2 separate regions of the Homo sapiens genome follow, and region 2 is linked to region 1. A link is an interaction called in ENCODE POLR2A ChIA-PET data of the cell type or tissue named here. Cell type or tissue: Caco-2. All regions are shown on one strand.

Region 1 (5,000 bases):
GACTAGGCGCTGAAGTATGTTGGTCTGTATAAAATACATACACACTCCTAATTTGATTGACAAATTTATATATCCTCAGTTTTAACAAAAATATCGCAATGTATCAATATTTTAAAGGACTAAATTTATGGAAAATACATGAAAGTAATATCTAATAGGACTTACATATATTTGAAAATGAAAATTCCATTAAATGAAAATTGTAAAATCCTCTCCCAAAATACAGAGTTAAGCTTGAAATTTTACCCATGGATTTTATATAAATGTATATCTAGTTCTTAAATAGCTTTCTTCAAAACCATAAACATAAAAAATGCTCAATAAATAAATTAGAATCCCAAATTAAATTTATCTTTAAACAGTAAGCCCTATGTTTTAAACACGGTGTGGTTTAAATTTTTTAAATTATCATATGCAATATATTCACCAGAAATACTAACAATGTGCTCTATTGGTATATATATATTACCTGAAAACTAGGTTTCATGTAGTAAATTCAGAAAAATTCAGCCAATTAAAAGTTTTGATCCATATTACCAAAAACTTGTCAAAATACAATTTGTGCTGAATAAAATTAATATTGGCTTGCTGAATCAGCACATTGCTTTTGCAGATACAACATTACATAGCTTTTCAGCAGTTTACCTGGATTACCAGAAATTCATGCAGAACTGCCTAGAAGTAGGACTATGAAGCATCCAAGGGTTTTCCCTGCAAAAAATGAAATCTCATCTGAACATTTATTCACACTTTTAAATTTATTCTTTGTCAACATCCTAAGGAAACTAATATTATAGCCTTTGAGTTAGAAAATAATTTTATAGCCTTTGAGTTTGAACATAGTGACAAAGTGGGAACCCTAGGGACAATGAAAAGGATGCATCAGTCTTGCTCAGCTCAAAGCAAAGTCCTACTAAGATGACAGGAAAGCATTCAGTATAATATGTTAAAAAAATTTTAAATTCCCAGATAAAATCATATGTCAGCTGTTATGTTAAATTAAATGCCCTAGAAGACATGTGCTTCAATTCAATCTAATATCAGTAAATAAAGGGGTAGGATGGTATGCCAACATAAATCTAAAGGGATTGGTAACTTTCATTTTACATGATACAAACTACTAAAATAAATTAATTGGATTACGTAAAGAGAGAGATAAAAGGAAGATTTTTAATATAAATGAAAGGAAGATCCAGGTATTCTTTAACCTAAAAAGTTTTTCAGACCTAATAGGCATGACAAAACCTGTCTTCATTCCTTTCTATTCAGCTCAGCAAGTGCTTTTGAGCTCCAATAGTTAATCAGTTACCAGATTCCACGGTCTTTGTTTTTCACACTCCTCAATTTTTACTGTGAATTGTTCCTCTAATGAATGTACTTAGGATCACCAGCCGGCCAATGCTTTTTTTGGCCTTAAAAGGGCAATTATTATTTATCCACAATTAGATTTACCATATAAAATTGTTACCATATAGCAACAGCCTATAAAACATAATAGTTACATTATGAAGGAAGTAGATGGCTTAATGTAAATCATTAATATGTGAAATTTATTTGGCAAAATTATTCAGTCCAGCTTTTAAAATGACTATAGCCATGCACAACTTACAGAAAAGCATAGTAAGAGAATATTATATACCAAATAACCTTTATGCAAACAATCAATGAACATAACGCAAGTGTTATAAAACAATATCTAGCTTTACAGAAAAGGTATAATGCAGGTATTACTATGTTAAAAATTGATTATCTTTTTAAACATCATTTCTTAATTTAACTTTCCAAAATGCATAGGAAACTGAGAAATTTTAAAAATATACTTACCCTTCGACTTATTTAGAAAACCTCTGCTCTTGGTGAAAAGCAGAAATTGTTTCACTGCTCACTTTCCCTGAATCTATCAACTTAAACATTAAATCAGTGAACACCACCTCTCTGGACCACACTGGTTTGCTAGACACTACTGCTATGTGGAAGAGTTCTGCTGCATCTAAGCTATATACTGAGTGCAATGGATAACCTAATATGCCTTTCATTTAACTGGCTGGGCAGGTTTCTACCGTCTGTGGAACATGGAATCAAACCAGAATATGTTGGCACAACAGGCCAGTAAAACCGGTTCTTCTGTAGATCCAGAACCTGTCCAACCAGTCTGTATCAAAGGCTAGCCCAACTTGCTGCAGCGGCTCAGCTCTGCTAAGCTTGTACTGGGTGGGTTATCCCCACCTCCTGTCAACTCCCAACAAACTACTCAGAATGTTGTAGCCTCCAGCAAAATAATTCAGAGTTCTAGTGGGAGGGGTAGATCTGTGTCAGGTATAGCAAGAGTCCATTGTTATAAGACTCTCGTGGTAGACATATATAAGCAAGTGGTCTATTATCTTCAGAGGTAGGTAATCCTTTTAAACATGTATTCTAGGGCATTCTCTTGACTACAGCCTCTAGAAATAGATTACCTATGATGAAGATGGATCCTATAATGCCTGACCTTTTCCACTAGTCTGCTTGGCTTTGCTTGATCTAGCTTAGCCTTGAGGAGCGAGATTGATATTCCCCACAGGGTAGTGGGCTTGAGAGCTAGAAGGAAGCATTTCTAGAAGGAGAGAAACAAGGTGTAGGTTGACCAAACATTTGCCTGGGTGTGTTATCTTCCTTGTTCTCAAATGATCCTCATACCATTCCAGTCTAAAATTGGAAAAACTCCTACTTCTACATACTAGGGACAACTTAAAAAGGTTTTGCTCTGAATATTCAACAGTTCAACACAAAGTATTGGTATCAACTATGTTTCAAGAACTGTGCCAGGTACAGGGTTCACAATGTAAGTAAAATTAGTAAAGATGAGAGCAACGTCAAAGTTCTCGATTAAGCGTGTCTAGTAAGTTTTGGAAAGAAGAAATGAGCAGCAAAACATTACATTTTGACAGAAATTGGTTTGTATTAAGAGAGATCATGTGGGATTTGTTCTTACTCTCTCATAATACTTGCACATTTAGAAGCAGTATTTCCTGTCTACTGACATAGTGTTTCTGAAACCTTTGTGCTTAAGAATCATCTGAAGTGTTGATTAAGAGCACAGATTCCTGGGCCTAACCACCGCAGATTCTGCTTCAACATTCAATAGGAATGTTGCCCAAGCACTTCTAGTGATTCTGATGCAATTATTGCAGGGACCATAGGCACAATTCCATGCTCAGTTTCTTTTCTATTTTTATACCTAATTAAAAAGAATACATATGAACCAAAAGATGCCATTTTTATTTTTGTATTTCTAGTGTCTAGAACACTGACTGACACTTAGAAGGTACTTAATAAATGCTTATCAGAGTTAAGCAGTTGCTAGATCTCAGGGGAATCACAACTAGTAATGACTATATGAATCAAACTCCACTAAATACTGTAATTATAATAATTGAGATGGGAGCTCAGAAATGGGAGTGAGTATGACTATAAGTATGGGGAAGACTTCACATGGGAGATGGGTTTAGAGGCTTTTCTTTTTAAACCATGGCCAAAGATTTCTATCTGCAGGGTAACAAAAGGCTAAAGGAACAATAAAAATAGTGCCTTTGATTTGATAACAGTAACAAAAGTGTTAAGTATATGAGGACACCATGAATTCAAAACTTGGTAATAAGGTTATTTTCTACAGCAGGGTCAGCAGATTTTTCCTTAAAGGAGCAGAGACTAATAGAGTTTGTCAGCTAGATTGTCTCTGTCTCAACTATTCAGTTGTAACAGTGTAGCACAAAAACAGGCATAGACAATAGTCATTTAAATGGGTGTGATATTGTGAAATACGTGTTTGGTCTTTGACCCTTTTTCCTGGTGTATGACTCCTAAAATCCTTACTCTCCAAAGTGATGTCTTTGGATGCTAATGAGTTGACTGGTAGCTGGCAACCCCTAGGTAGCTTCAGGATGGGGGCTGGTCACCAGAAAGACCAAGGCAGGATTAGGGGCTTAGGATTTTCAGCCCTTCCCTACAACCTGTGGGTTAAATTGATCACTAATGGCCAATGGTTTAATCATACCTATGTAATGAAGTCCCGTGAAAACCCAAAGGACACAATAGCTTTCCGATAGCTGAACACATGGAGCTTCCTGGAGGGTGGTGCACTGGAGAGGGCAGGGAAGTGCAACACCTCTTCTAACGTGCCTACCCCATGACTCTCTTCACCTGTACCTGTGGCAATATCCTTTACTGTAAACTGGTAAACGTAAATGGTTCCCTTCAGTTCTGTGAGTTGCTCTAGCAAATTAATCAAATCCAAGGAGGGGGTCTTGGGATCCCCAATTTATAACCAATCAGTTAAAAGCACAGGTAAAAATAACCCAGGACTTGTTGGCATCAGAAGTAGGGGGCAGTCTTTCGGTACTGAGCCCCAACTTGTGGAATTTGATTTCTAGGTAGATAGTGTCAGAACTAAATTGGAGGATACCTACCTGGTATCTGCTGCAGAATTCATTACTTGCTTGTTGGTAGGGGAAAATCTCCACACATTTGGCTGCAGAAGTCTTCTGTGTTAATTCTTGGTGTTGAGTGAGAGAATAGAAAAAGTACTTTGAGTTTGAGTGTGCTTTTTTCCACACGATTGGTATGGATATGTTCTAATAAAACTTTACAAAACAAGGGGCAGACCAGATTTGGCTAGTAAACCATAGTTTGCTGACCTCTAATCTAGAGTAAAACCTGTGAATTGTTAATTGAAAAATTAACAAGATTGCATAATTGTCTAGGCAAATTGGCTTTTGAGTCATAAAGACTTGGGTTCCATCGCAGTTCTGTTCCACCCTAGCCTTGTCACCTGAATCAAACATCAGTTTTATTTATAAAATGGGAAGCAAAATAATAGTACCTATCTCCTAGAGTTATTACAAGATTCAGATGATAATTTATATAAAGGTTTATCTGCAAATCTAATACACAGTAAGCGCTTGATAAAATGTCAGCTGAAAATAAAACTAGTTAAACATTGCAGGTGAACTTGTTTATTTCTG
Region 2 (5,000 bases), 270 kb before region 1:
CTGGCCTAGGGCCGCTTTCTTTAATACATGCATTCCCAGTCTGGTCAACAGAGTCCAGAAATCCTCCTCAGCTTCCCAATGCCCCAGGACAAGGAGGTTATGGGTAAGGAGTCAGGGCTGGACAGCAAGAAGTCCCACTTCAACCTTATAGACTCTGGGAACCTACATGTTCTAGCCTCCTTTACCGACTTAGTCACCAAGCCTCAAGGAGCCCAATCAGGACCCAGCAAGAAAAGGCTTGGGGCATATTAGCCTAGAAAGCAGGGTTGGCCCTTGAGGCAACTAGAAAATCCCTTTTTTGTTACAGAATCTCTGACTTTCTGGGCGGAAGCCTCCATCCCCTGCTTCTTGCATCCCTCCATCCCCCCACCACAGACATAATCTTTTGCTCTTGAAATGGTGTTCAGCTCATGCAGAAAAGGTGTCCTAAAAAGTAGGGTACAAATCTGTAGTTTGTAACTGTTTGACTATGGAAGCCTACTACTTAAAGGAGCCCTAAAATGAAAAACTATATATAAACCCAAGAATTAAAATCAGCTGCGCTTAGTGGCATGCACCGGCAGTCTCAGCTACTCAGGAGGCTGAGGCACGCTTGAACACAGGAAGTCGAGGTTGCAATGAGTTATGATCGCATTACTGCACTCTAGCCTGGGTGACAGAGTGAGACCCTGTCTCTACAAATAAATAAGTAAACACATAAGCCCAAGAATTGTACTATCATGTGTATGTCATTTGTGAAATGCTGGTTTTCAAATACTAGGCTCTCTTAAAGGAAAATGCCCCTCCATCACCCTATTGTTATTTCCTTCATTTCCCTAGCAGCATCTTAAGCTGTTGACTGCCACAGCACCATCAGCCTGCTCCTCACATTCATCAGATAAGTGATGATAACATTGTTCGTGAGTTGGCAAACTTCAATGCCAAGATTCCAGATGCTCCTCCAGCAGAAGTCCAATCAGACTGCGCTCACTTAAAAAAAACAAACTGTTGGCCAGGCGCGGTGGCTCATGCCTGTAATCCTAGCACTTTGGGAGGCTGAGGCGGGTGGATCACGAGGTCAGGAGATCGAGACCATCCTGGCTAACACGGCGAAACCCAGTCTCTACTAAAAATTAAAAAAAAAATTAGCCGGGCGTGGTGGCGGGCGCCTGTAGTCCCAGCTACTCAGAAGGCTGAGGCAGGAGAATGGCCTGAACCCGGGAGGCGGAGCTTGCAGTGAGCCAAGATTGCGCCACTGCACTCCAGCCTGGGCAACAGAGCGAGACTCCGTCTCAAAAAACAAAAAACAAAAATAAAAACAAAAACAAAACAAAACTGTTTCACCCTAGTACACGTGTTCACAGATGAAGAAAAAAAAGTCAGCTGCTACCTCTTAACAGAAGATACACAGACCCTTAAAGCAAAACGGCCTTCCCTTCAGCCTGAGGACACATCCATTAGACACATGCTTTGTTTTGTTGTCCACGGATCTAAAGCTTTGTCCAGCAGCAAAAGTGCCGATGAAAGTAAGCATGGCCCTTACTGCTCACCTGGCAGCAGCTGCTTGTTAGACCCTGGAGGAACTCCAAGAGGAGAGCCACAGAGTCTGACACTACAGTGGCATACTGGCCGGGCCAGGTCACCAGGCTGGGGTGACTGGAGGAGCATTTGGTCTTGACCAGTCAGCCTGATGCCATCCATACCTCTGAGCACTGGGCACACAGCTGGCTTGGAAGGAAAACCTCCTCCCCGAGCCTCAACTAACACGCTGAAAGCCAGATCCATATCCAGAATACAGACCAAAGGAATTCAAAATCCCTGGGGTGGGGGAGTCACTGGGATTTTTCTTGTAAAGGAAGGAAGACAGGATTATCTTTAAGAAAAGGAGGGATGGTTAGATTTTTTTAAATTAGACACAATGGGAAGAAACCGTTTTTTCTTTATTTTTTTAGACGGAGTCTCTGTCTCCCAGGGTGGAGTGCAGTGGCGCGATCTCGGCTCACTGCAACCTCTGCTTCCTGGGTTCAAGCGATTCTCCTGCCTCAGCCCCCTGAGTAGCTGGGATTACAGGGACCCGCCACAATACCCGACTAATTTTTGTATTTTTAGTAGAGACAGGGTTTCACCGTGTTGGCCAGGCTGGTCTCGAACTCCTGGCTTCAGGCAATTGGCCCGCCTCGGCCTCCCAAAGTGTTGGGATTACTGGTGTGAGCCACCACGCCCGGCCAAGAAACTGGTTTTGAATCTGGCTATGTTTTAAAGTCTCCAGCTGATGAATCAGGCAAAAACCAAATTAAAATCAATACACTAGAGTTGCCAATCAGCTTGTTCAAATAAGGTCTGTTTCTACATTTTCATAGGCGGGTCAAGAAAGCGACTCTCTAAATGTTTACAGAGAATACAAAAGGCTCTTGGCTTGCCTGAGTTTACTTTTGTTTCAAGGGCTCTCATCAGACTTGCCAAATCCTGAAAAATCAAGGTGTGAGGTTATCTTGGTATATGGGGCTATTTAGAGCTGACAGGAACTGCTGCTAGGATTTAATAGCTGGCCAGAAATTCATCCCCAAAGATCTCCCAGTCTACCCTGCCCACTGCTGTCCTGCTAATCTTGAAAAACACTCTTTCCCTCATGTCAGTCCCTACTTGAAGATCCAGTGATACCCCCTGGGAACAAGTTCAAACTCTTTTGACAAAGGGTCTAGAGGGAAGGTCAGAACACAGCAGCAGACACAGCACACCTGGCCGCCATGAAGGTACATGCCCAGGGTCCCTGGACAGCCTTAGGGTATCAGGACATCAGGCGGCCAGCCCAGGGTCCCTGGACAGCCTTAGGGTATCAGGACATCAGGCGGCCAGCCCAGGGTCGCTGGCTCAGTGGCAGTGCTGCATTCTAATTCATACTTGGCCTCGTCCCAGAGGGAGGGGCCCTGCCCTGCTGCTGTAGGGGCACACAATGGAATACGCAGAAGGGTAGAACCAGGAGAAGCAGGTACTGGGTACTGGTTGAAAAAAAAAAATCAGGATCCGAAAAGGTTTTGTGTGGCTGATGAGATAAACCGCTTTGATCTTGCTACAGAACACATTGGATACTCATGGAGGGGGTGGGGAAGAAAAGTGGGGGCCCAGCCAGGACAGGATATGGGTGGGAAGGGAATATTGGAAAGGGAAAACCACTAGAAATAAAAGGGCCAGCTTCACCCTAGACAGAAATGCGCCCTATGCATCTAAGTCCAAGGAGTTTGCGGCCAACTTACCTATGTTCTGAATGGGCGTCAGGCTCCAAGGAATCAAATCCAGGCGTTCTCTGCAAAGGGCTTCCCTGAGCCGGGCAAGGAGGGTGGCTGGGAATGCAGCACCTGGTCCCATGGTTTAAGGATACTGTGGAGTGTGTCCACACCTGGAGGCCAAACCAGGTGTGGAGTACATGGGGGAGCCAGGGAGAGCCAAGGTTTTAATTGGGAGAGGAGAAGAGAGTACCTCTAACAGAGGGAGCAGGCAGGCCATGGCAGGGGGCCTGAGGGGCTTCCTACATGCACCTTCCCAGAGCCCAACAGGACAGGACAGAACTGGGACTCGGTGAGGCATAGGAAGAATTCCTCCCAGCAAAGTCCGGCCCCAGGAAAAGAGCCCAGCGGGAACCAGGAGACAGACAGGCTCGCAATCAGAGGGCCAGGCTTGGCTCCAGGAGGACCCGGACAGAGACCCCAACAGCCAAGTGGACAAGCTGACCACACATAGACCGGCGGGGCTGGGGCTGGTATCACAGCACAATGAACGTGTGTGTGTGTGTGTGTGTGTGTGTGTGTGTGTGTACACATGTGCTCACACATAGCACCTTTCAGTCTCACACCCGAACACAGGAGGTACAGGGCTACGAACACTTCAGGGCTTACATGGGTGAGCAAGTGTGTGGTGCAGGGGGCCAGAGTTACCTCCTTAGACAGAGGCTGAGCAGAACTCGTTCCTGAGACTTGGTCTGACGGGGCCCCGAGCCTGACAATGGCCTGTGCTGGAGCCGTCTCGCTTCCTCCCCAGTCACTGTGAGGGCTCACTGGTGCTTTGGAAGAATGCCTTTACCTGCTGAAGACTTTCTAAGCCAGATACGCATTTATTTTTCCTTCGAACACAAGACAAGGACCCTCTGTGCCTAGCTCTGTGGGATTTGAAGAAGGCGAGGGAGAACCGAACCTTGCTGGAGGGACACACTCCTGTCCCTTCCTCCACAGTCAGGAGAGAACGGAGCTAACTTCATTAGAACCAGCAGGGGCTCAGGCGGGGGTCCTCACATCCAAGCTGGTGTTTACCGGACCCTTCAGAGGGCTGCCCTCCTAGGGAGGACGCCAGTAAAACGCTCCCTGGAGTCTCCCCCTTGGTGTCCAGCATGACCTTCCTCTGTTCTGAAGGGCCTTCAGCAGGAGTGGATTTTGACAGCTCAGAAACTGCATGCAATTATCTATAGCAAAATCGGATTGATGGGGCTTTGTGAATCCTTATTTTCTAGGAGTTTTTCAGGTTAACTGTGGCCCACACTCAATAGTGGTTTATGGAAACAAAGACTGATGCCTCTTCCTTGTCTATCCGAATTACCTCAGATTCCTTTCTGGAAGCCTGCTGAAAAAAATGCCTGCTTCTCCTTGGCTACCCATGTTTATTCTCTTCACTGGAAGCTGAATGGGGATTGGGTACAGCTAAATTGACGGCCTCCAAATAAAGGGTTTATGGCATAAGGCAGGGGTCCCCAAGCCCCAGGCCATGGACAGTACTGGGGTCTTACGGCCTATTAGGAATGGGGGCCACACAGTAGCAGGCAAGTGGCGGGCAAGCAAGCATTACTGCCTGGGCTCTGCCTACTGTGAGATCAGCGGGGCATCAGATTCTCACAGGAGCGCCAAGCCTATTGTGAACTGTGCACTCGAGGGATCTAGGTTGCACACTCCTTTTAAGAATTTAATGCCCAATGATCTCAGGTGGAACAGTTTCATCCCGAAGCCATCCCCCCACCCCCAGTGCATGGAAAAATT

What was found. Peaks named below come from ENCODE experiments on the same cell type or tissue, not always from the same donor. Only the 100,000 strongest peaks of a DNase experiment are listed, where the experiment ranks them.
Region 2: POLR2A ChIA-PET joins it to region 1 with 5 read pairs; 2 of 35 experiments call an interaction of 5 or more read pairs at or near these places.

The regions. Positions count from the first base shown.
Region 1 is chr18:22,911,131-22,916,130 of GRCh38, reverse strand. The region is part of intron 2 of RBBP8-AS1 (RBBP8 antisense RNA 1); the gene reads left to right. It also overlaps a transcript of RBBP8 not described here. Among named protein-coding and RNA genes, the nearest start is that of RBBP8, 20 kb to the left of the region's middle. RefSeq lists an enhancer at 1,006-1,613. In Caco-2, no CTCF peak of the experiment used is centred here; a DNase peak (open chromatin) is centred at 2,130.
Region 2 is chr18:23,176,210-23,181,209 of GRCh38, reverse strand. All of the region lies in intron 1 of CABLES1 (Cdk5 and Abl enzyme substrate 1), which reads right to left. Among named protein-coding and RNA genes, the nearest start is that of CABLES1, 43 kb to the right of the region's middle. RefSeq lists a silencer at 524-573. In Caco-2, no CTCF peak of the experiment used is centred here; no DNase peak of the experiment used is centred here.